Linked DNA regions of Homo sapiens: all the other regions are linked to region 3. A link is a loop called in an ENCODE intact Hi-C map of the cell type or tissue named here. Cell type or tissue: endothelial cell of umbilical vein. All regions are shown on one strand. Each heading gives the region's core, and the rest is flanking DNA. Links, peaks and the distances in the headings are about the cores only.

Region 1 (7,713 bases), core at 2,228-4,727, 290 kb after region 3:
TATATGAGTGTTCATGGTTCACAATCATGGAAACCTGTGTATTAGTCTGTTTTCATGCTGCTATAAAGAACTGCCCAAGACTGGGTAATTTCTAAATGAAAGAGGCTTAATTGACTCACAGTTCATCATGGCTCACGCCTGTAATCCCAGCACTTTGGGAGGCTGAGGCGGGTGGATCACCTGAGGTCAGGAGTTTGAGACCAGCCTGGCCAACATGGTGAAACCCCGTCTCTACTGAAAAATACAAAAATTAGCCTGGCGTGGTGGCATGCGCCTATAGTCCCAGCTACTCGGGAGGCTGAGGCATGAGAATCACTTGAACCCAGGAGGCAGAGGTTGCAGTGAGCCGAGATCACATCATTGCACTCCAGCCTGGGTGACAGAGCAAGACTATGTCTCAAAAAAAAAAAAAAAAAAAATCACATATTTTTCTTTTGTTTTTTTTTTTTTTTTGAGACAGAGTTTTACTTTTGTCACCCAGGCTGGAGTGCAGTGGCACGATCTCAGCTCACTGCAAGTTCCACTTTCCGGGTTCAAGCGATTCTCCTGCCTCAGCCTTTCAAGTAGCTGGGATTACAGGAGCCTGCCACCACACCCGGCTAATTTTTTGTATGTTTAGTAGAGACCGGGTTTCACCATGTTGAGCAGGCTGGTCTCGAACTCCTGAGCTCAGGTGATCCGCCCGACTCGGCCTCCCAAAGTGCTGAGATTACAGGCGTGAGCCACTGCGCGGGGCCCAATTCATATTTTTTAATAAACATATAAAGTTTCTAAAGTTTCTGAATTTTCTTAAATTTACATTGTCAAATGTAACAACCTTCCCTTTGGGGTTTCTTTTCTTACAAATCTTATTTCATAACAAGATCAAATAAATAAGAACCTATCTTTTCTGTCAGTTGCTTCATGATTTCTTTTTAGTGTATAACTATTTTACCCATCTTGATTTATTTTGGTATATGGTATTAAATGGAAATCTAGTGAGGTTTTTATTCAAATAAATAACCAATTTTTCTGACATCATTTACTGGATATTCTCTTTCCAATGTGATTTGTGGTATCACCTTGATATATACTATATAATCTTTTATACTATGATCTATTTCTGGGACATCTTGATTCACTGAGCAGTCTATACTCCTGTCAGCACCACACTGATTTAGGTGACTCACATTTGTAATCCCAGCACTTTGGGAGGCTGAGGAGAGTGGATCACCTGGGGTCAGGAGTTACCAGCCTGGCCAACATGGTGAAACCCTGTCTCTACTAAAAAAAATACAAAACTTAGCTGGGCGTGGTGGTGGGTGCCTGTAATCCCAGCTACTAGGGAGGCTGAGGCAGGAGAATTGATTGAACCTGGGAGGTGGAGGTTGCAGTGAGCTGAGATTGTGCTACTGCACTCCAGCCTGGGCGACAGAGCGAGACTCTGTCTCAAAATAATAATAAATAAATAAATAAATAAATAAATAAATAAAATAGCTTTAAAATACAATTTCATATGTAGAAAGTTCTTCCTCTCCTCCTACATTACTTTCTTTTTTCAGAAGGTGCTTTTCCATTTATTCTTCCAGATGAGACCTGTTCTTCAGTTTAAATTAGTCCTCTGGAGAATATCAGATACAAATAAGAAAGAAATTCAAAATACAGGTTAAGATACCATAAAATTTATATCCATGTCATATTTGCAAGCCGAACTATCCATTTTATTTAGAAATGTTTCCTCCTTTATTTGGATATACAATGGAATTAATTATTCATTATTGATTTATACTAAAATGGATTATCTCTTAACTATGTTAACAAAGTAGCACAGCATGCCTGGATAAAAATATTACCAGAACTTTATTTTAGTTAGTATCTATGGCTTCTTCCCTCTTAAACTTTTCACCAGAGCTATCAGGAAAAAAGCCAAAGAGAAAGTTTCAATTTTTTTCTCTTTTTTTTTTTAACCTTCTTTTGCAGAGTTGACAACAAATCCCCAAATCAGTTGATGATACAGCCAGTGGCCTGTCAGTCCTGTATAATCCTCCTACTGAAAAATATCCCCTAAAAAAGTCCACAGCAGAAACTTTATTTAATTAATTAATTTATTTATTTGTTTGTTTCTTTTTTGAGACAGAATCTCGCTCTGTCACCCAGGCTGGAGTGCAGTGGCGCAATCTCTGCTCTCTGCAACTTCCTCCTCCTGGATTCAAGCAATTCTCCTGCCTCAGCCTCCCGAGTAGCTGGGATTACAGGCGCCTATCAGCACGCCCAGCTAATTTTTGTATTTTTAGTAGAGACAGGGTTTCGCCATGTTGGCCGGGTTGGTCTCGAACTCCTGACCTCAGGTGATCCGCCCATCTCAGCCTCCCAAAGTGCTGAGATTACAGGCGTGAGCCACTGCGCCCGGGCAGAGCAGAAACTTTAAAGCCACCTATGAAGTATTTATTTATATTCTTTTCTTTGGAATTAAAGAAATCCCAAATATAAGAATAGGTTTTAGAGCTTCCATTGCAAATTCATTGCCAAGGGTAAAATATGATGGAGTAGTTTAAAAGGAACATCTAGTCAACTAGCCATTCTCTCCTCCAGGGAAGGAATTTCTTCTACAACACCTCGTGGCCAATAGACGTTTTTCTTCTACACAAACACTTTTAGTAACATGTGACTTTCTAGCCAACACCCAGCTGTTGGAGTGAAAAATCTAAAAATAGAAATTATTCAACAAAATCACTCCAAATTTGCTTAAATGCAAATAACCTGAGATGCTCTGTAATCCAAAACAACAGCTCCGGAAATAATTGCTGATACGTTTATTGATGCTGCAATATTGGGAGTTCCAAGGTAGAACCCTGTGGAAGAGAAGAAACTCAACCATCACCAGTCAATACTAGCAAACATATAAGCGGCACAGGCTACAAGTAAAGCTCTGAACAAGACACGAACTTGAAAGAAGCCAATGCCAGAAGCCTTGCTCTTGAGATGCTTACAGCCTGAGTGGTCAGGGCACACACACACTAACCCAAGGTCACACAACATTGATGCTAAACAAGTACCAGAAGAAATAAATCTTCACTCCATGTTTTGTGAACCCATTCATTTGTGGTTCCATTTTGCCTCCTACTCTTGTTTCCTTTTGCCTGGATGTTCTGAGCTTTTTATTTGTTTAGCCTTGCTGGATTATATGCATCTTATTCAGCAATTTAGAGATAAGGTGGAGGCACTACTCCGCAGTACAGCAAAGTAGTTAGGAGCTGAGATACAGCTTATCCACCAGTTTCTATAAAATGCCCATTCTGGCTCAGGGTCAACTGAGTTGGCCCTAGCCAACTGCTATGCCTTCTGAAAGTCACCACTCACTGACATCAGACTGCTTAGCTGCATCATATTCGCCTGGCAAATACTAATCTCATCACTCAAAATTCAGTTCCAAAAAACTGCACTGGGACTGAAGCAGGACTCTTTGTGCAAAAATAAACCAGGCATTTCAAAACATTTGAAATCAAATAGATGAAAATGTTGCAATATTACTTTTCAGACATTTGCTTTGTCTAATTTGCTTTTCATTCACTAGTTTACATTTTCTAAAAGGACTTGTATTTTTATGATGTGCATGACTTCCACACTGCCCACAATCAATGTCAAATGAAAGACCTAACTTGTTACCTAGTCCTCTGCCTACTAAAACAGTGCTGTCTAATCAGGCATCTCTCTGCGGAAACAGGCCTTCCTACAGCAGGAAGCAGAGGAAAGAGGACTGGAGACAGCAATCCCAGCGGCTTTTTTGCCAGAAAGGACAAAATGGCTCTTCTGGCAACTCCTGACTCAGGAAATCGCTGAATTAAGTAGTCAATCTGCAGAGTAATTTAGCATGTCATCTGCTTCCTGGCAACAGATATTTGGAAGCATTTTTATTTTAATTCATCTCTGTCATCATCAGGGTTATAGCTGCTTCTCTCTGAGGACCTCAAGGTCAGAGATGTGGGACCTCAAGGTCAGAGATTTTTCTGTAGTTCTTATAGAGCCAGTTCTTTGAGCTTCTTCCTGCCCTGTCTAGGCCCCAGTAGGCTCACTTCTCCTTTGATTTTGGTCAGGTCAAGCAAACCCCTGTCATCAGAGCTAAATATAAGTTGTATGTAAGTGGGTGGAGGCCCTTGCAGTGGGTTCCCTGGAAAATACACTTGTAAGTGTACAAAAGAATGAAGGTGCAATTGCCTGCCCAGGAGTTGCAGAAGCATCATTGTCTGTGGGAGACAGGAAAGGAATTAAGAGGTCAGCAACTCAGGCTCTCATTCCTGCTTCATCACGGACTTTCTGTGTAATGTTGCACAAATAATTTTCCTTCCCACTCCTCCACTTCTCTATTTTAGGCGTGAACAAACATCAGTCATCTTCCTCACTTGCAGACATTAAAGAGAGTTAATATGAGCATGTTACAAACAAATAGCCCTAACTTCACACATTGAGGAGACCAGTAAACACATGCTGTGGGTGATCCTTCTTTATGTGGATAGAGCAATTTCTTAAAGCTGGTGAACATATGTGTCCACAAAATCCCTAAAAGGAATGTGTGTAAAATAGATGTACCAGGACCATGCAATTCTTATTGTACAAATGCATTTGCAGATTGTTACTATTTGGGAATAACGATGGCCTAATCCAGGTGAGGGTAATAATACATCAGGAAGGTAATAATTTTTATCTGGGGCAGAGGTCACTTTGCTCCTGTCTTAACAGGGGCTCTCTATGGCTTCGGCAAGAGGGCCCAAAAATGCATGTCCTGACATTGCAAATGGCAAAACAGAGATCTCAACCAAATATTCATGAAGCACTGTGTTTGGAGTCTCCCAGCATCGAGCCCCATATCTTCAAGAAAAATCTAAACTAAGCTTTTTACATACCTTTATTGCCTTTGACCCTCACAGCAACTCTGTTAAGTCAACAGAATTATCCCAATTTCACAGATAATGAAAATGAAGCTTAAGAAGGCCAAATAATATTTCCATAGATCATATAGGCATTGAGGGGTGGGACTGGGATTTTTAATCTGTCTGATCCCAAAGTCCGTCCTCTCACCCGGTTTCCATTAGATGATGCTATCTTCCATGCACTGTATCTTTTATGCTCTATATGCCTAAGTTTTCTAATCTATAAAATGGGAATAATAATACCTAACTAATGAAAATCAAGAGATTACCTATATGAGGGCATTTTACAGAAATGTAAATTGTTATTCTAATAGTAATTCCACGTTCATCTCTTCCACTGTCAGCCTCATTATTATAAACACATGTGAAAAGTTTATACTAGGCCAGTTATATGGACCTTGCTTGGCACATAACTGAAATGTAACTTTACATTTCATTGACTTTAAGGAATTTACATATTTTAACCCAGTTCAACTATATTTTGAGGTGCTGCATCTCAGGAGTTCTTGTAGATATCTAATTCCACATTAATCATTGATCTACCTTTATATTATTGCTTCAAAAGTCTTATTTAAAAATTCACATATTTTTAAGCACTGTCATATTCTTTACGAAAAACCTTGCATGGAAATCAGATGGTAGCTAAGTAAATGTGACTTCAAATTCATGGATAAATATCAAAACAGGAGACTAATGGAATACATAGAGAGATCTGTTCATGCCCTGACTTTCTTCTAATTGTCTGTAATCCTGACCTTCCCAGTAGACAGAGAGGAATAATATACTCAGAACTTGCCCTGCCCTTCAGGAAACATGGGTAAAACCTAAATAAAGATTGTTTGTGTATGATTATAAACAATTTGCTATTCAAATTCAATAATGGCACTCGGTAGGCAAACTATCCTAAAAACTTTCCTATTAACAACTAAATTCCAAAGTTTAGCATTGCAAAACCACATAATTTGAATACATTTTTGAACCATCTGATGGAAAATTATATTGATTCCACATGTGTAGAGCTTGTAAGTAGCTCAGTAATTCCTTCACTCTTTTCAGACACAAAGTAACGGCCTCTTTAACGGCCTCTTTTTCTTTCCCTCATAGAAAAGTAGGCTATTTTTCCAGGGTCGGGAGAATGTGGAGGAGGGAGGGCTATAATGAAAGTATGTAATTCACTCAGGACTTGTGGGGCAGTATTAGAGATTATGGAAAGATTTGCTTCACAGAATACAGTTCCTGTGGAGAAAAAAGAGTCCCACTACATCAGGAATTAGCACACAGCCATACAACAAGCTGAACTTTTTGTTATTTTAAAAAATCTTCGAGTTATACTGTATGCTTTTCTAATACTGATAGAAAACAGTTTCAGCAAAGTGCACTAAATAAATAGAACAGTGCCTTACCTTTAAAAAAAAAATCTATATTCAGGAGCTATTCTCCTTCACATTTTGAAATTCTTTAGCTGGAGAAATGCTGGGTCATGAGACACAGGGTCATAGCATCTGGGTTTGATCCAGACTTTGTGATCTCTAAATCATCTTATGCCTTTGAATACATTCCAGCACCACTGACTCTACCATGTATTTTCTAACGTATGGGTTCCCGCCACCCATGCTCTGGGACTGAGTTAATAATGGTACTTACAGGGTTGTTGGGAGGATGAATCCAGTATGCCTAATATGTAAAGCACAGAACCTTGCCAGAATGTAATAAATGTCAGGTAAACATTCACTTTTAGTTTTGCTGTTATTATTGCTTAGATAGTGGTTGCTAAATAATGGAACCTTCCATTTCAATGTCAGTGCCATATCATTTAAAGGTAATCAGAGTGGAACTAATTACATAGCCTCCTGAGATATGAACACACAAATATCTTCAAAATCTCTTTCATTTACTCTCTAGCATCTGAGCTCATGTGCTATCATAAATCAGTTTAATTTCCTTTATTAAGAAAGGCTAGTGGACAGCCCCAGTGTGGAAACATTCCCTACAGGCTCCCTAGGTACTATGAGTAGATGAGGTCACTGGAGAGTTTAATAAGTCAACCTTGTAAAACCCCTGAAGATGAAAAAAGTATATGACAAAGGGCTACAGATCTTCTCTCTGTCCTTGAGGCTCCTCCACGCTTGTGAAAACACTTTCTGTAACAGATACTTAAATATTATTCACACTGTAAACAAAAATCTTTTGAAATTGTTTTAATTAGGCTTGGGGTGTTTTTTTTTTTTTTCATCTTGAGATGGAAACAGAGAGATTTCTGTTCAAAGAAATTATTGTTCCCCTTCAGAAGTCATGGGAAGTACAAGGTCAACTGATGAAAAAACAACAGCCCTAGTCTCAGGGTTTTCTAAGCCTTATTCCTTAGACAAGATACTTAGCATAAAATTTTACTGACACTGAACCAGGTTTAATTTCAGAAAGTAATCATCCATATACAAACGTTGTTTCAGCAGGTTTTCTTGCTCAATTGAAATTCACTCCACAACTATTCGACTCTCTCTGAAGGACCAAAAATCCAAGCACCTGATATGTAAAACAAATGCTTACTAAGGGCCAGGCACTGTTCCAGGTGTTTTATTATATTACATAATTTAATCTTCACAACAGTTCTATGAATGTCATTATTATCTCCATTTTATAGGTGAGGAAGAAATAAAACACCTTAAATAACTTGCTCCAAATTACACAAAGATAGTACATGATGGAGTTAGTATTTAAACCCAAAATGTCTAGCTCCAGAGTCTTTAATGTTAACCACTCAGTGGTATTTTCTCTTTTTATTTTCTAAAATGAAAGTTAATATCTT
Region 2 (7,713 bases), core at 2,228-4,727, 92 kb after region 3:
TAATAATGGGGTTGGATAATTGACTATGTATATGCAAGAAAATAGCCTTCAACTCCCATCTTGTAACATAGCCCAAAATAAATTCCTGAATATTAAGGAGCCAAATATGAAATAAGGAAAACTATAGAATATATTTTTAAAAAATTTAGAAAACATTTTATAGCTGTGGAATGAGAAAAGCTTTCTATAGCAAGATAGGGAGCTTAGTTAGGTAAATAACTGAATACATTTTAAAGAAACTATTCATAGTATAGAGTACTGTGTAGCTTATAAAGGAAATAAAGGCAGAGTCAGTTCAATAAAAATGTATAATTTCTGTGTAGTATAAAGCAGAGAACAAATGAGCTTCTAAGAGAAAATATTTACAACACATATAGGACAATGGCTTAATATTTCTAATACACAAAGAGCTCTTACACATTAATTAGAAAACGACAAACGGGAAGAGGCAATTCGCAGCAGAGGAAATGTAAAGGTGCAATAAACATAAGAAAAGATGTTTGAGAAGACATTTATGGTGTTATTTATAGTAACCCAAAACCTGTGTGTGTGAGTAGGAGTGAGGGGGTGTTAAGAAAAAATATGTTCGCTGGATGCGGTGGATCATGCCTGCAATCCCAGCACTTTGGGAGGCTGAGGCAGGCGGATCACCTGAAGTCAGAAGTTTGAGACCAGCCTGCCAACATGATGAAGCCCCTTCTCTACTAAAAATGCACAGACTAGCCAGGCATGGTGGTGCACGCCTGTGGTCCCAGCTACCTGGGAGGCTGAGGCATGAAAATCACTTGAACCTTGGAGGCAGAACTTTCAGTGAGCTGAGATTGTGCCACTGCATTTGTGTTGTAATATCAAGAATAGAGGATGACAAACAATCTAGGTGACAGAAAGAGACTGTCTCAAAAAAATAAAAATAAAAATAAATAAAACCAGAGAGCTGGACCTCCATTTCCAGGTGGAGGCCAGGGAAGCTGCCACAGAGGAATGGCTGTGGTGAGCCAGGCCATATGGTGAGCCTGGCAGAGATTGCCATGGCCCAAGCATGGCACATAAACCACCAGACCTCACAGCATCTGGCAGCATGGGCCATGACATTTGTGGGGACCAGTGGCCAAGGCCCAGATAGGAGGGAACATGTCTCAATATCACTATGGCTACCAAGGTCTACATGCTTCCCATGCTGAACCCCCAGCCCCCAACACACACCAAATTCTTGGCATTACGTTAACCCCTCTGAAATGAGGTACAGCTACAGGGAAAGGGAGGGTATTCCAAATTAACTAAGATTGAGTCTTCACTTAACTAATGACATGGAGCCTCCAACTAGATATTAATTTGAGTTAAAGAAGAATTAAATTTTATTTTTTCCTTATCAAAGTTTGGACTCATAGCAGTTAAATGCATTTTCATATGTTTATATATGGATGATTGAAAAACATTGTTAACAGTAGTCGCCTAGGAGAAAGAGGCTATACAGTTGGAAGGTGAAAGAGAGACTATTGGTTTTACTTCAGGCACTTTCATAATGTTTAAATAGTTAAATAGATACTAGTTAATTAAGTTAATTGACTGAAGTAGTACAAATTGCAAAGACAAAAAATGCAGGTTCAAAATCATTTTGTAGTACAGGATAAAAGTCAAGGCTCAAAATGCCTATTTTGAGTGAATTATTAGTATCTCCAAACATCAATTTACTAATTTATAATGTGAGAAGACTGGGTTAAGTGATTACATAATCTCTTCTCTCTAAAATTATCATAAGGCAGTGAGTTTTCTGTTCTTGAAAATGTACAGCCAAATACCGTAGAAAAGAGTCATATTTGTGAAAGAACTTGGATAAGTAAAGAGCTTTCTAACAATGTTCTTCTAAAGATAATAACTATGGGAAGAGCAGTGGAAACATAGAATTGTTCCAAGAACAGGGCTTGGTTATCAATCCCAGGTCTGCCAATTATTTTCTGCATGACTTGGAGCAAGACAATTTAAACATTTTGGGTTAGATTACGTCTGTAAAGCAGGAGTTCCCAAACCTGGCATAAGCATCAGTCCAAGATTTTAAAAAATACACATTCCATAAATCCAACAGAAATGTCACCAAAAGACACTACGAGAATGTTCACAGCAGCACTATTTGTAATAACTCAAAACTGTAAAAAACCCGAATGTCCATCAATGAATAAAGAATAGAAAAAAGAAAGAAAGAGTGGGCTCATATGATTGGATACCATACAGTGGGGTTCAGCAAACTTTGTTCTGTAAAGGGCCAGATAGTAAATATTTCTAACTTTGCCAGCCATGTAATCTCTGTGGCAGCTAAACTCTACCACTGTAGTGTGAAAGCAGCTGTAGATAATACTGAGACAAATTAGCCTGGCAGTGTTTCAATAAAACTTTATTTATAAAACCGGAGATTGATCCCTTACTATATAGCAATGAAAACAAACTAGAACTACCTGCAATAACATGGATGAATTTCACAAGCACACTACTGAGTGAGAGAAGCCACGTACAAAAGAATACATGCTGTGTGATTCCATTTATCTAAAATTTCAGAATTGGCAAACGTAAGCTATGATGTTAAAAGTCAAAATAGAGTGGTTATCTTGGTAGAGTGGTGCCTAGTAGGGGGCCCAGAGGGTGTCTTCTGGGCTGGATTGCTTTATTATTTAATGTGAGACTGTGTTCACTTTGTGAAAATTAATCTGTATATTTACAGGGCTTGCACATTTTTTCCTGATGTAAGGTTTACTTCAATGAAAAGGTTACCATAAAGAAATATAAATATTTCAGTGTCTCACTCTGTAGAATCCGAGTTGTTGGCCAGGGGTGTGGCTTGAGGATCTATCCTAAGCCTGCCTTGAAGAAGTAAAGTGAGCTGCCTAAGGTCACGTTATTGGCAGAGCTGAGACAGAGAGCAAGCTCTTACAGTGTTGGGCATGGAGTGAGTCAGCCCTGCATTGAGAGAGGACGCAGCATCTGCCCTTGAGAACGGACTGGGAAATGGCTAAAAGAAGTCAAGGTCACATTCCGGACTCCTACCTACAATCATATTTGCACTGTCACCTGGATATGCTCACTGACTTCTGCCACCTGGGCAGCACCCAGTTCAGAACTTTGCAGATTGCTGGAATTGCTGGGGAGCTGCCAGAGGGCTTTCAGAACTCAGCATGAGTGCAGTGAGTGCGGCAGCCAGCTCCCAAAGGGGATGGCCTCAGCATAGTTTCCAGCTCTCGGCTCTCTTAACAGGAAGGCGTTGCGGTGTCGCAGACACAATCTGAAGTGGGGGTTCAAACAGACACAACTTCACATACTGGTTTTGCAACTTGCTGGCAAATGAGTGAATTTTACTCAATCCCAATTTTTCTCATCTGTAAAACAGCCATAAAATCGACCCCCACTGCCTCTTCCTCACCCCTCCCACAGACAAAGGATTTTTTTTCTCTTTTTTTCTATTCAGTCTTCACTGAACTAACATTTGCACGCCAAGCACCATTAAGTATTTTGCAAAGATTGTCTCATCTAATTCTTGTCAGTAAAGAAGTTTCATTTATGATCCTCATTTTATAGTGAAGAAACTAGGAATCAGTTGACTTAAAAATGACCTGCCTAAAGTCACACAGGTAAGAGGTGGAACCAATTTCCCACTGAAGAAGTGTGCCTGGGAGCCTGAGCTCGTAACCACCGCTTGTGACGATGACAATGCCTGGCAGTCGTCATCCTGTCTGGCCCATGGATGAAATTTAATAGAAGTTAATTCTGCATTTCCTCTTTTCTTAAAGAGCTATGAATTGGAGCTGAGGCCTGGCAGTCAGAAAACCAGGATTCTAGTGGGCTGGTAAATCACTTCTATTTCCTTGCAGCATAATGAAAGCATGGGATCAGATCACTCTCCTTAAGCGTTTCTTCTGGGCTGAATGAATTTGTACTCTCTACAGGTCTGAATGCTTGCTCTAAACAGAAAATAAGTTAGTTGTTCCCTAAAATTTTATGAAAAATTTATATTCGTTTCCATCATCTGAGTTTGTTTTGATATTTAAAACATAGATATTATGTCCTACCTAAACCTCTCTCCATGCACTCACTCACACTCACCTCATCCCATCTCGCAGTCTTGTGTGTTCCTTTACTCCAGGCACACCTAATTCATGGCTGCACATTCCCAAGGGCACCCTAGAAGGGGCACTCTCTTGGTTTGAAAAGCAGAGGTGTCAGTAGGTTTCATCAGGTCTCTGTACCTACACAATTCTATTACTCTGTTAACCTATGTGATGTGGAGGTTTATGACATAGAAGTTCTCCCCAGACTCGACCATGAACTTCCCAAACTCATCCAGAACTGAACCACCTTAAAACACGCTCTTTTGATATCTTGCCAACTTGGCAGATAAGACCGGATTTTCTACAAATTAAAAAGTGGTGATGGTGATGTGTTTGTTGGTGATGATGCTGATAAAATATGACCACTTCTTTATACGAGATGATTTCTTATAAAGGCAAATGAAAATTTTGTATCACAGTTGGAAACCACTGGACCATCAAGTACACTTGAAGGGCAAGAAAGATAAATTTACAGACAAAACTAAGGATTGTTTTTATATTATGTATTTCTCTGTCATCTGCCCACACCTGAAACCCAATTAACATTCAAGGGAGAATGAGTTTTGTTCAAGCCATTTAGAAGAGTAAAAGGAAAAGTAAATTTTAATAAGCCAGTATTTTTCTCTTGACACAAAGATTAGCAGAATTTGGGAATAATGTTTAAAATAAGTGTTATAGGCTGGGTGCGGTGGCTCATGCCTGTAATCCCAGCACTTTGGGAGGTCAAGGTGGGCGGATCACCTCAGGTCAGGAGTTCGAGACAAGCCTGGCCAACATGGTGAAACCCTGTCTCTAATAAAAACATAGAAAATTAGCCGGGCATTGTGGTGGGCACCTGTGATCTCAGTTACTCAGGAGGCTGAGGCAGGAGAATTACTTGAACCTGGGAGGTGGAGGTTGCAGTGAGCCAAGATCACGCCATTGCACTCCAACCTGGGCAACAAGAGTGAAACTCCATCTCAAAATAATAATAATAAGAAGTTGTTATAATATATGGAATGTATATTGCAGCATTATATTTTAAAAACAAACCATTACAAAAACACTGTTAATTTTGGAAGGCACATTAGCCAGTAGGGTTGAAAGATTTAATGTTCCAGTAATAGGAGTTTGGAATTCCAAAACACAGAGAAATTGTCACTTTTATTGTTTTGCTTAGTCTGGTTTTATTTCAGGAAGTTAGGAGACACTGGGCCCGACAGCGCAGATGACAAGCCGTGATGCAAATGCTTCCTATCTATGAGACAGGAAATGCTCTCAGACCCTGCACGTAACTCCCTGCAAAGTTTGCTCTTTGTTTTTGGTACATCCATTTGCTTCTTTGTGCTTAATTCTATGTATTGTGTACAGATGAGACAAAGAGAAAGCTGCAGTTATAGGACAGTATATGCCTTCTAAAGAAATTGCTCTTACATTATCAAGGAACAAATGAAGAGGTTTACTGATTTATGAGGAGACATTTGGTATAAACTGAAGGACTTGCTACAGTAGCCATATAAAGGACCTCATAATGAAATTTTTCAGGTCACACACACACATACGCACGCATGTACGTATATGCACATATACAATTGTTTTTCAAGTGGTTTCAGATTTTTCAAATGCAGTCACTAAAGATCAATTCTAGCAATGAATACATTTTGAATTTGTACCCTCTGAGCTCTTACCATTTTGGTCATGCAGACCTTGAGAATTAAGAACCCAGAATATTTTTCTTCATAATTTTGACACTGATTCATCCTATTTTTTTTTTTTTTTTCAGGGAGGAAGGGGGTCACAGGGTCTCGCTCTGTCACCCAGGCTAGTGTGCAGTGATGTGCGATCATAGCTTGCTGTAACCTCAAACTCCTGGGCTCAAGTGACCCTCCCGCCTCAGCCTCTTGAGTAGCTGGGACCACAGGAACGGGCCACCACACCTGGCTAATTTTTTAAAATTTTTTGTAGAGACGGGGTCTCACTATGTTCCCCAGATTTGTCTTGAATTCCTGGTCTTAAGCAGTCCCCCTGCCTCGGCCTCCCAAAGTGCTAGGATTACAGCCAGGAACCACTGCACTGAACCATGATTCATCCTGTCTTTGAATCTGCCCACCTGGAAGTGTTGTGTAAATTTTTCCGTAAAGACTGGACTTGGCTTCATTCAGTTCGACTATCAGATTCTTCACAGTGCCTCAGAGGTATGCTCTTACTGCTGCAAAAAAAAGCTGGGGGAGGAAAGTATTTTAAAATTATTGAATGATCCTTGCTTAAACTTGCAAATTTACAGTGGCCAGGAGCCACTGTACCACAAAATCATGGTAAAAAATTTTCCTCCTACTAGTACTTTTAATGAATTTATTACAATATTATTTCAAGCCCAACTAGAGAACTGGAATAGAATGATACATTTCATCCTGTTTGCTATACAGCCGGTTTTTATTACAAAAATCTTGTTTTTACTTTAGTTTCATTTTTAAGGCAAATATTTGGCCCCTGGTTGAGGGAGTAGCGTGTCAGCCCTCAGCATTTGAAAAGGGAATTGCATGTTGGTGGGGCCGTGCTCCCTCCCAAGCCTGTGGGAGAGGAGCCTTGCTTGTCTCATCCACTTCTAGTAGCCCTGGGCATTCCTTGATTTCCAGCACAAAACTTCAGTCTCTGCCTCTTGTTTACATGGCCATCTTCTCTGCGTGTCTGTGTCTTCAGACAGTGTCCTCTCTGTGTGTTATTTTCTCTTCTAAGGGCAGCTGTCTTTTGGGATTAAGGATACACCTTATTCCTTGCGATCCCAACAATTACATTTGCAACAACCCTATTCCAAATAATGTCACATGCTGATGTATTGTGGATCAGAACATCAACATATCTTTTTGGGAGGCACAATTCAACTCATAAGACCTGCCAAGCACCACTCTAGGTGCCAGATTACAGAACAAATAAGACAGAGTTCATGCTCTGCAACTACAAGGAGGTTGACATGAAACAAACAAAAACCAAGAGTATCAGTTCATGATAAGTGCTATGTAGACGATTATAGGGCACCTTAAACTTAGATCGGGTGCTACAGAGACAATTATATAATAGGGCACCTACTCTGAAAAGATCACTCTAGGGTGACCTTTAAGCTGAGATCCCAAGAAAAGATGAAGGCAGTCATGCAGAAATAGGAAAAAGAAGATTCAAGGTTAAAGAAACTAAGGCCCCAGGAGGAAAACAACTGCCCCTATCCCATTGCTCACAGCAAAATCTGTCAGCAAGAAGGGCTTCCTTTTTTTCCATGAATTTATGTATGACCTCACATATGATCTGCTTAAGTTTGAGCTCCTGGTAGTTAACTTTCTGTAAAGTTATGGACAGATGGAACAGCAACCCAAGGAATAGAACTTTTCATGCTCTAAAAAAAAAAGTATTCATCTTTAGCTTGAAGGTGGCATATTGTTTTATGGACTGTGAGGCAATTTTTATAGTTTGGAAGCTATTTTCCAAATATAAACTGAAATATCATTGAAAGGAAGTGTAGAAAATAAATAGAGAAACTTAGTGACTAGCTAAGTCCTCCTCATATCGCCTTAAATGATATCAGATCTGGTTTGCAACTACTCATTCATGAAAGACATTAGTTTCATTTACAAGAAAATCATCCCCA
Region 3 (7,713 bases), core at 2,454-4,953:
TAGCATCTGCTCTTTCTTCTGTGTTTATTTTCTCATACATCTCTTCTGTCTCTGACACTAAAATGTAAAGTCCCAGAAGGCAAGGATCTTTGTATCTTCAGTATACCTAATATGACACTTGGCCAATGAGGGTAAGGGGAGGCATTCAGTAGATATATGTTTTTGATGACAGTACTTTACATGTTTTCAAGTTACCTTGTCCTAATTAAATAGAAGGGCCCAGGGGAAAAGAAGATAATAGTATAATGCATATATTTGTTCTATCTAATAACAGTTTAACAGAGATCCAATAACTCAATCTAGAAAAAATCAAAGCAGATTTGCCAGACTTATATGATAATGTGGTTTTGTTCTTTATTAAAAAATAAATTTTTATGATAATGTTTGTCCAATATCACAGTGATTTATTTTATTTATTTATTTATGTATTTATTTATTTATTTATTTATTTATTTTTGAGACAGAGTCTTGCTCAGTCCCCCAGGCTGGAGTACAGTGGTGCGATCTCGGCTCACTGCAAACTCCGCCTCCCAGGTTCAAGAGATTCTTCCGCCTCGGCCTCCCAACTAGCTGGGATTACAGGCACCTGCCACCATACTTGGCTAATTTTTGTATTTTTAGTAGAGATGGGGTTTCACCACGTTGGCCAGGCTGGTATCGAACTCCTGACCTCAGGTGATCCGCCTGCCTTGGCCTCCCAAAGTGCTGGGATTACAGGCATGAGCCACTGTGCTCAGCCTCAATATCATAGTAATTTAAAAAATTTAAGGCTACTTTTAACACAGAATAGCTAGTAATTTTTTTTTAACTTTAACAGAACCAGAAGGTTACTCTGCACCAGGGAAAATGCATTTCCTCTCTCTCTTTCTACCTGTACCTCCCACTTCTGCATTCCACTGCATTATTGGTCAAAGAAAAGCCAAATCTTTATATGGAATTTTTAACTCATTTCCCAGTTATGCTTAGAATTCAAGATAGATAAACCTAGAGGCAATACAATTCCCAAGTACGGTAAAAATAAAACAGAAGTACAGACAGCTATTAGTAAACACGTCTTCATCATGAGCTCAATTTCTTACCAAATGAAAATTTCCTCAATCACAGTGGTGAAAGTACTCAGCAATGGAGGCCTCACATTCCACACCAAAATGAAAGAGACGGAATGCTTGTTTTTGTGGCGAAAAAAATCCCAACACTATTAGTCACTTTTCTAACCAGATGGATAGAATGTTCCATGGTCTATAGATAATGATGACGACCATGAGTTGGTGAGTGACCTGTGAGATGAGTCAACTGGCGAAGCAGTTGTTTTGACTACACCAAACCTAGGGAACTCAGATGGAAGTGGGTTTGGTATTTTTCTGTCAGAGCTGCCACTTTTGGTGTTGGGAGGGTTCAGGAAGAGGAAACTGAGAATAAGTGATTAGATAGATTTGTGGCCATGTCTGGGGAAGACAGGGCAAGGCTGATGCTGTTGGGTGGGAGGTGAGGAAGGACTGGGGCTGGCTTGCACACTCTTGTGTCTGCGTTAACCGTTGCTCTTCTTTTCTGACTGTAAAACACAAGTGAAAGTGTAGGGAAAATGTGTAAGTAAAAGCTATGAAAGATGGCTACTTATGGTTTATGATCCCCAAAAGGAAAGGGAGAAGAGATACAGGAACTTTGCAGGAGAGAATATGACTGTTTTTATTAAACTGCAAAGGAGAATTTAGAAACAAGAAGAATTTGGCAATTGTCGTAGGTATCAGTTATTATTTGTTTAAAGAATTGCCAAAAGAATGTTTAGAAGACATAGTTTCATACAAGAAGGAATTCCTAAGAAGCAGACGTTTTAAATACTGATGAGTTTAAGAAAAGTTGGTCTGTGATGAAAGGCCTATAAGATATTGTTTACTACGTATAAATACTAGCCAGGAGCGGTGGCTCACGCCTGTAATCCCAGCACTTTGGGAGGCCGAGGCGGGTGGATCACTTGAGGTTAGGAGTTCAAGAACATTCTAGCCAACATGGTGAAATTCTGTCTCTACTAAAAATACAAAAATTAGCCAGGCGTGGTGGCACACACCTGTAACCCCAGCTACTTGGGAGGCTGAGGCAGAAGGATCACTTGAACCCAGGGGTTGGATGTTGCAGTGAGCCAAGATGACTCTATTGCACGCCGGCCTGGATGACAGAGCAAGACTCTGTCTCAAAAAAAATAAAATAAAATAAAATAAAATAAAATAAAATAAAATAAAAAATACAGACAGTTCCCAACTTACAAAATGGTGATGCTTTAAAACACTCTTTGTAAGTAGACTGTTTAAAACTTGGAGTCTACTTCTTTATTCATTCATGTTTATCTTTTTATTCAAAAAGGTTATTTATATAAGAAAGGCACAAGATCAGCTTTTCAGTTTCCAATGTATAAAAATAATTCTACTATTTGGTAAAAATGACATAAGTATTTAAAAAAACTACAGTAAGATAAAAGATGAGAATTTCAGAGAGTGAGTGCTCATTGTCCATTAAAAAAAAAATGGTCTTATTTCCAGTTTGACTTACTGGCTCCTAAATTTTGGGCCAAAGCACTATTCTTACACAACTTGAGAATTTGCTGAGTAATTTATTTAACACTGCCCTAACAGGAAAATACAGCGTGGCTTTTATAAGTTTCCTTTTTAGTGCCTTATAATGAAGTAATCTTTGTAACTTTTTTCCCCCTGAGATTACTTGCATATCTTTCAGGGATTTTTGAGACTTCCTTTTATATTTTTAGGAAATATCAGTTGTATCAGTTGTAGGAAAAGAAATTACCCTGTAAGTATTGGTTATATACAACCTTTCATAACCAATGTTGATAAGTAAAACAAGTTCAGCTAGTTTTTTTGTTTATACCATGTTGCTTAAAAGTCATTTTCCTCTGGCTGCTTTTTGATGACATTCATTCATTCAACAAATATTTATTGAGTAATTACTATGCACCAATGTTTTTCTAGGCTCTGGGGATGCAGCATTGAACAAAACACCATGATCCTTGCCCAAAGGAATTGAAAATTCGAATGCAGGAGCTAAATAATTATTAGTAAATATTAATAAACACAGGATAATTAGGATAATCTCAGAGGATGCTATAAAACAGTATAAATGCTATGAAGAAAAGAGAATGGGGGAGGTGATATGACAAGAGAGATCAAGCAGGTGCATTCACCTATAGTGTTGTGTAACTGTGATTCTCTATGACTTTTTCATGACCATGTTAATGTCATCACACTCGGGTTTTCCCTGCCTCTGTAGTCATTTAATGAATATTATAACTCTTCTACTCTTGTGATTCTCTCCCCTCTTACTCATATTATTTACAGTTTATATTCTTTTTCAGCCATCTCCACCATAAAAATGATGGGCAAAGGAAGAAAGCTTAGGAATATTGAGGTGAAGATCATCTGTATGTTCAATTTTTCTTTGGTTAGTCCCTTGAGGCAAGTGTTATTTGATAGAAAGAGTGTAGAACATGACAGCAGAAAAAAGGGCTTTGAATCTTTTCTTTTCTACTTATTATCTCTTTTTATTCTTTGTTTATTCTTTTTTTTAGAGCCAAGGCCTCACTCTATCACCTAGGCTGGAGTGCAGTGGAGTGAGCATAGCTCACTATAGGCTGAAATTCCTAAACTCAAGCGATCCTCTTGCCTCAGCCTCCCCAGTAGCTGGGTCTACAGGCATGTGACACCACACCTGGCTAATTTTAAAAAAATTTTTCTTATAGAGATGAGGATTTCACTATGTTGCCCAGGTTACTCTCAAACTCTAAGCTTCAGGCGATCCTCCTGCCTCGGTCTCCCAAAGTACTTGGATTACAGGCATGAGCCACCGCACTCTGCTATTAACTTTTACTTAACCTGAGTCATTGTTTTCTTGTCTCCAAATATGGAAAAAACAATCTCAGTGACAGGATGTTGTTGTGAGATGTTAACTGAGAAGCAGAGGGCACCCACTGGGCATTCACCCTACATCAAGAGGATGAGGGCTGCGATTGCCCTTCCAATAACTCTGCCAAAAAAGCAAGAACCAGCCTGTTTTCTAAAAGACCACGGCCACATTGCCATTAATAGAAACATTCAACTTCTAGAGACAACACAAAGACCACGTTTGGATGACATAATAGCTCAGAAATAAAAAGTAATCATGTAGATGTGTGGAGTTTGTTCACGCTTCATTGGTGAGAAAGCACACAAACAAAACAATCTATACATAGAGAAGAAACACAAAACATTGACTCACTGGAATCTGGGAGGCATCCTTGACCTGCCTTCCTACCTTAGCTCCCACATTCTATGGACTGTCAAATCCCATTGATTCTGCTTCTTTCAGGTCTCCTTTCCTTCCTTCCTTCCTTCCTTCCTTCCTTCCTTCCTTCCTTCCTTCCTCCCTCTCCCTCTTTCTTTCTTTCTTTCTTTCTCTCTTTCTTTCTTTCTCTCTCTCTTTCTTTCTTTCTTTCTTTCCTTCTTTCTTTCTTCTTTTTGAAGTTCTTACTCTGTTGCTCAAGCTCTAGAGTGCAGTGGTGCAATCAGAGCTCACTGCAGCCTCAACCTCCTGGGCTTAGCTGATCCTCCCACCTCAGTCTCCTGAGTAGATGGGATTACAGGTGTGTGCCACTGCACCCAGCCAGGCGTTTTATTTATTTATTTTTTTTTTTTGGTATATACATATATATATATTAGAGACAGGGTCTCACCATGTTACCCAAGCTGGTCTCAAACTCCTGAGTTCAAGCCATCCACCCAAAGTACTGAGATTACAGGCATGAGCCACCACACCCAGCCTAGGTCTCTCTTCTGTCCCACAACACATTCTCAGCTCATGCTGGCTTCACCTCATCTAGTCTACTCAGTAGCCTCTTCCCTGGTAATCCTGCTTCAGCTCTTTAATCTGTACACCTCTTTTCCCTTACCAACACCACCAAAATATTCTAACCCTCTCCCTAGAGTAAGTTTTCTAAAATGCAAATCTAAACATACGACTCTTCCACCTGAATCCACACAAAGCTTCTTCATGGTCTTCAGTGTAAAGTCCACTCTGGAGCAGCGCATTCACTCTACTGCTGCTCCTTCCGGTCTGCTGTCCTGCAGCCTGGGTGTGCTGCCAGCCATGTACTCTTGAACTTCTGAGCCTTTGTGCAGACAGTTCCTTTTGCTTTGATGGGTTTCCCCATCCCGTTTCCCAGCCCAGCTTCATTTAGTTCTTTCAGACACTCTTCCTCAACTTTCCAACCCCATCCTAGTCCCACATGGGTTAGTGCAGGATCAGCTACAGAATTTGAAAGGCCTGGAGCAAAATGAAAATGTGCAACTGCGTGTTGAAAAATTATTAAGAATATCAAGATAGTGACCACAGAGTATTAAACTAAGCACTAGGCTCTTGTAAGTGCAGGGTCTGTGCCACAGCATGGGTCGTATGCCCACAGAGCCAGCCCTGTTAGATTCTCTGCTCAGAGTTTTCATACAACTCAAAATAACACCATTTTTTAACACTATTTAAAGCAACACATTTTAACTATCTATTTACATATCTGCCTCCTCTTCTAGCTTTGCTCTTTTAAGGTGGGAACCGTGTCTACTTCATTCTTAAATCATTTACTAAATATGTATTGAGGGCCTAATACACCAGGCACTGTGATTAGTGCTAGAGATATAAAAATAAGTAAGAACTTGTGTGGGCAGTGGTTCACGCCCGTAATCCCTGCACTTTGGGAGGCCAAGGCAGGTGGATGACTTGAGGCCAGGAGTTCGAGACCAGCCTGGCCAACATGGTGAAACCCCATTTCTACTGAAAATACAAAAATTAGTTGGGCATGGTGGTGCACGCCTGTAATCCCAGCTACTTGGGAGGTTGAGGCCCAAGAATTACTTGAACCTGGGAAGTGGAGGTTGCAGTGAGCTGGAATCGCACCACTGCACTCCAGCCTGAGCGACAGAGCAAGACTCTGTTGAAGAAAAAAAAAGGTAAGACCTATCTCTGCCCTCAAGATGCTCACAATGTATTAGAAGAGAGATACATAAGCAGATGCTTATAAAACCATATAGTGAGTTTAGGATAGAGGTGTACACAGGAAATGATAGATGCATGGAGAAAGGCCACCTAATCAGGCCAGGGGATAGGTGTGCCTGGATTTCCAGATAGGCTTCCTGTGTGGGTGATTGTTGCTTAATACCTGAAGGCTGAATAAGTGTTGGCCAGATGTCATCCCATAAGTTGAAATGAGCAAGAGATAGAGATGTCAGGCTGTCTGCTGTGGTGGTTGTTGGCAGGGACAGGGAGGGGTTTCTTTAAGCGATCTGGAGAGATGGGAACCCAAAGCAAGACAGTATTTAGACAGAGAGCTGGAGAGATAGCCAGACTCTAAATCCTGAAGGTCTTACATACATGCTGTCCTCTAGCTCATTATCATCCTAGAAAAATAATGCAAACCACAGACAGAATTTTATATTATCTAGTAACCTCATTGCACAAGTAAAACAAAACAAGTAAAATTCATTTTAGCAATACAATTTATTTCACTCAATATATCAAAAATAACATCATTTCAACACGTATTCAATACAAAAATTATTATTGAGACAGCTTACATTCTTTTTTATTTTTGTACTGCCTTTGAAATACAGTGTGCTTTATTCTTAGAATGTGTCTTAATTCAGACTAGGCAAATTTCAGGTGCTCAATAGCCACCCAGGACTAGTGGCTACCATATTGAGTGGTTAGGTGAAATTTTTCAAGGATACCAATTCTAAGAACTGTTCAGTGAAAATGGCTGGGAGATCTGCCTATTATATAATCCTCCAGGAGATTCATATGAGGGATTCATATATTAAAGTCTTTGAAAAGTCTGCCAGAAATACAATGATTGTACCTTCTGCTTTTCAAACTTGTGTAGCCACAGGACCTTTTGTTCCTCCAGTGTAATCAATCCCACGCAGTCAGTGCTCCTTTGGACCTGCCTCGGGCATCGCTGCTTCTCTTGTCGGCAAGTTGCCGAAGGATCCTTCCCTAGGCGGAGATCAGTTAGACCACTTGCATCGCATAGGCCAGGTTGTGGAGAAGGAGACTGGAAACAGAGGTCTGGGAGGATCCAAGCATCAGGAAGAACCACAGAGGTTCTCATTGTTCCCACCGGTAATTAACTCTTCATTTATAAAAAATGTGAGCTTCCAGGGATTTCATCGGACCTCCTCCCAAGTTGTAGATTTGATGAGAATGAATTTCCCGTTCATTTTCGTTGCTTTGATCAATAATAAAAACCTCATGAAATAAAGCACTTGTAAAGTCTTATGCAAACATTTTATTGACATGCTCAATAAAAACCTGTTCACTTTTACTGTTTCCAGTTCTTGAAGATTTAAACAGATTGCCTCTTTGAAGATTTTCTATTTATTTTTTCCTTTTTTTTGTATTTTCTGCACTCCACTGTTACATTTTCTGTTTGTATCATAATGCCATTTTTTTTCTTTTTCTATAGGAATAAAACAGAAAGTGTAATTATAATCAATGTGTACAAAATGTAATGTATTTTTGTCAAAAAATACAAAATCGCAGTAAGGAAAATAAAATTATATGTGCTCCTAAAATATATTTTTCATCTGAAATATTTAAAATAATTAAAATTAAAAGTAAAATACAAATTATAATAAATATCTAATAAGAATTTAAATCAAAATTATTTCAACTAGCTAAAATTTT

Evidence for each region. A loop is a pair of places that touch in the nucleus more often than their neighbours do. Peaks named below come from ENCODE experiments on the same cell type or tissue, not always from the same donor. Only the 100,000 strongest peaks of a DNase experiment are listed, where the experiment ranks them.
Region 1: a loop joins it to region 3, with 6 times the contacts of the local background. A loop is called at or near these places in 2 of 110 quality-filtered maps.
Region 2: it touches region 3 in a loop (4-fold over the local background); 3 of 110 quality-filtered maps call a loop at or near these places.

What each region holds. Positions count from the first base shown.
Region 1 is chr6:134,716,717-134,724,429 of GRCh38, forward strand. All of the region lies in intron 3 of LOC101928277 (a long non-coding RNA gene), which reads right to left. Among named protein-coding and RNA genes, the nearest start is that of LINC03002, 180 kb to the left of the region's middle. In endothelial cell of umbilical vein, for the core only: no CTCF peak of the experiment used is centred there; a DNase peak (open chromatin) is centred at 3,735; H3K27ac peaks cover 1,814 bases.
Region 2 is chr6:134,514,326-134,522,038 of GRCh38, forward strand. No RefSeq gene overlaps it. Among named protein-coding and RNA genes, the nearest start is that of LINC03002, 22 kb to the right of the region's middle. In endothelial cell of umbilical vein, for the core only: no CTCF peak of the experiment used is centred there; a DNase peak (open chromatin) is centred at 3,176; H3K27ac peaks cover 1,866 bases.
Region 3 is chr6:134,421,730-134,429,442 of GRCh38, forward strand. CT69 (cancer/testis associated transcript 69) reads right to left here. Exons shown (of 5, transcript NR_125852.1): 5 at 7,301-7,486. Among named protein-coding and RNA genes, the nearest start is that of LINC01010, 12 kb to the right of the region's middle. In endothelial cell of umbilical vein, for the core only: no CTCF peak of the experiment used is centred there; a DNase peak (open chromatin) is centred at 3,972; H3K27ac peaks cover 2,495 bases.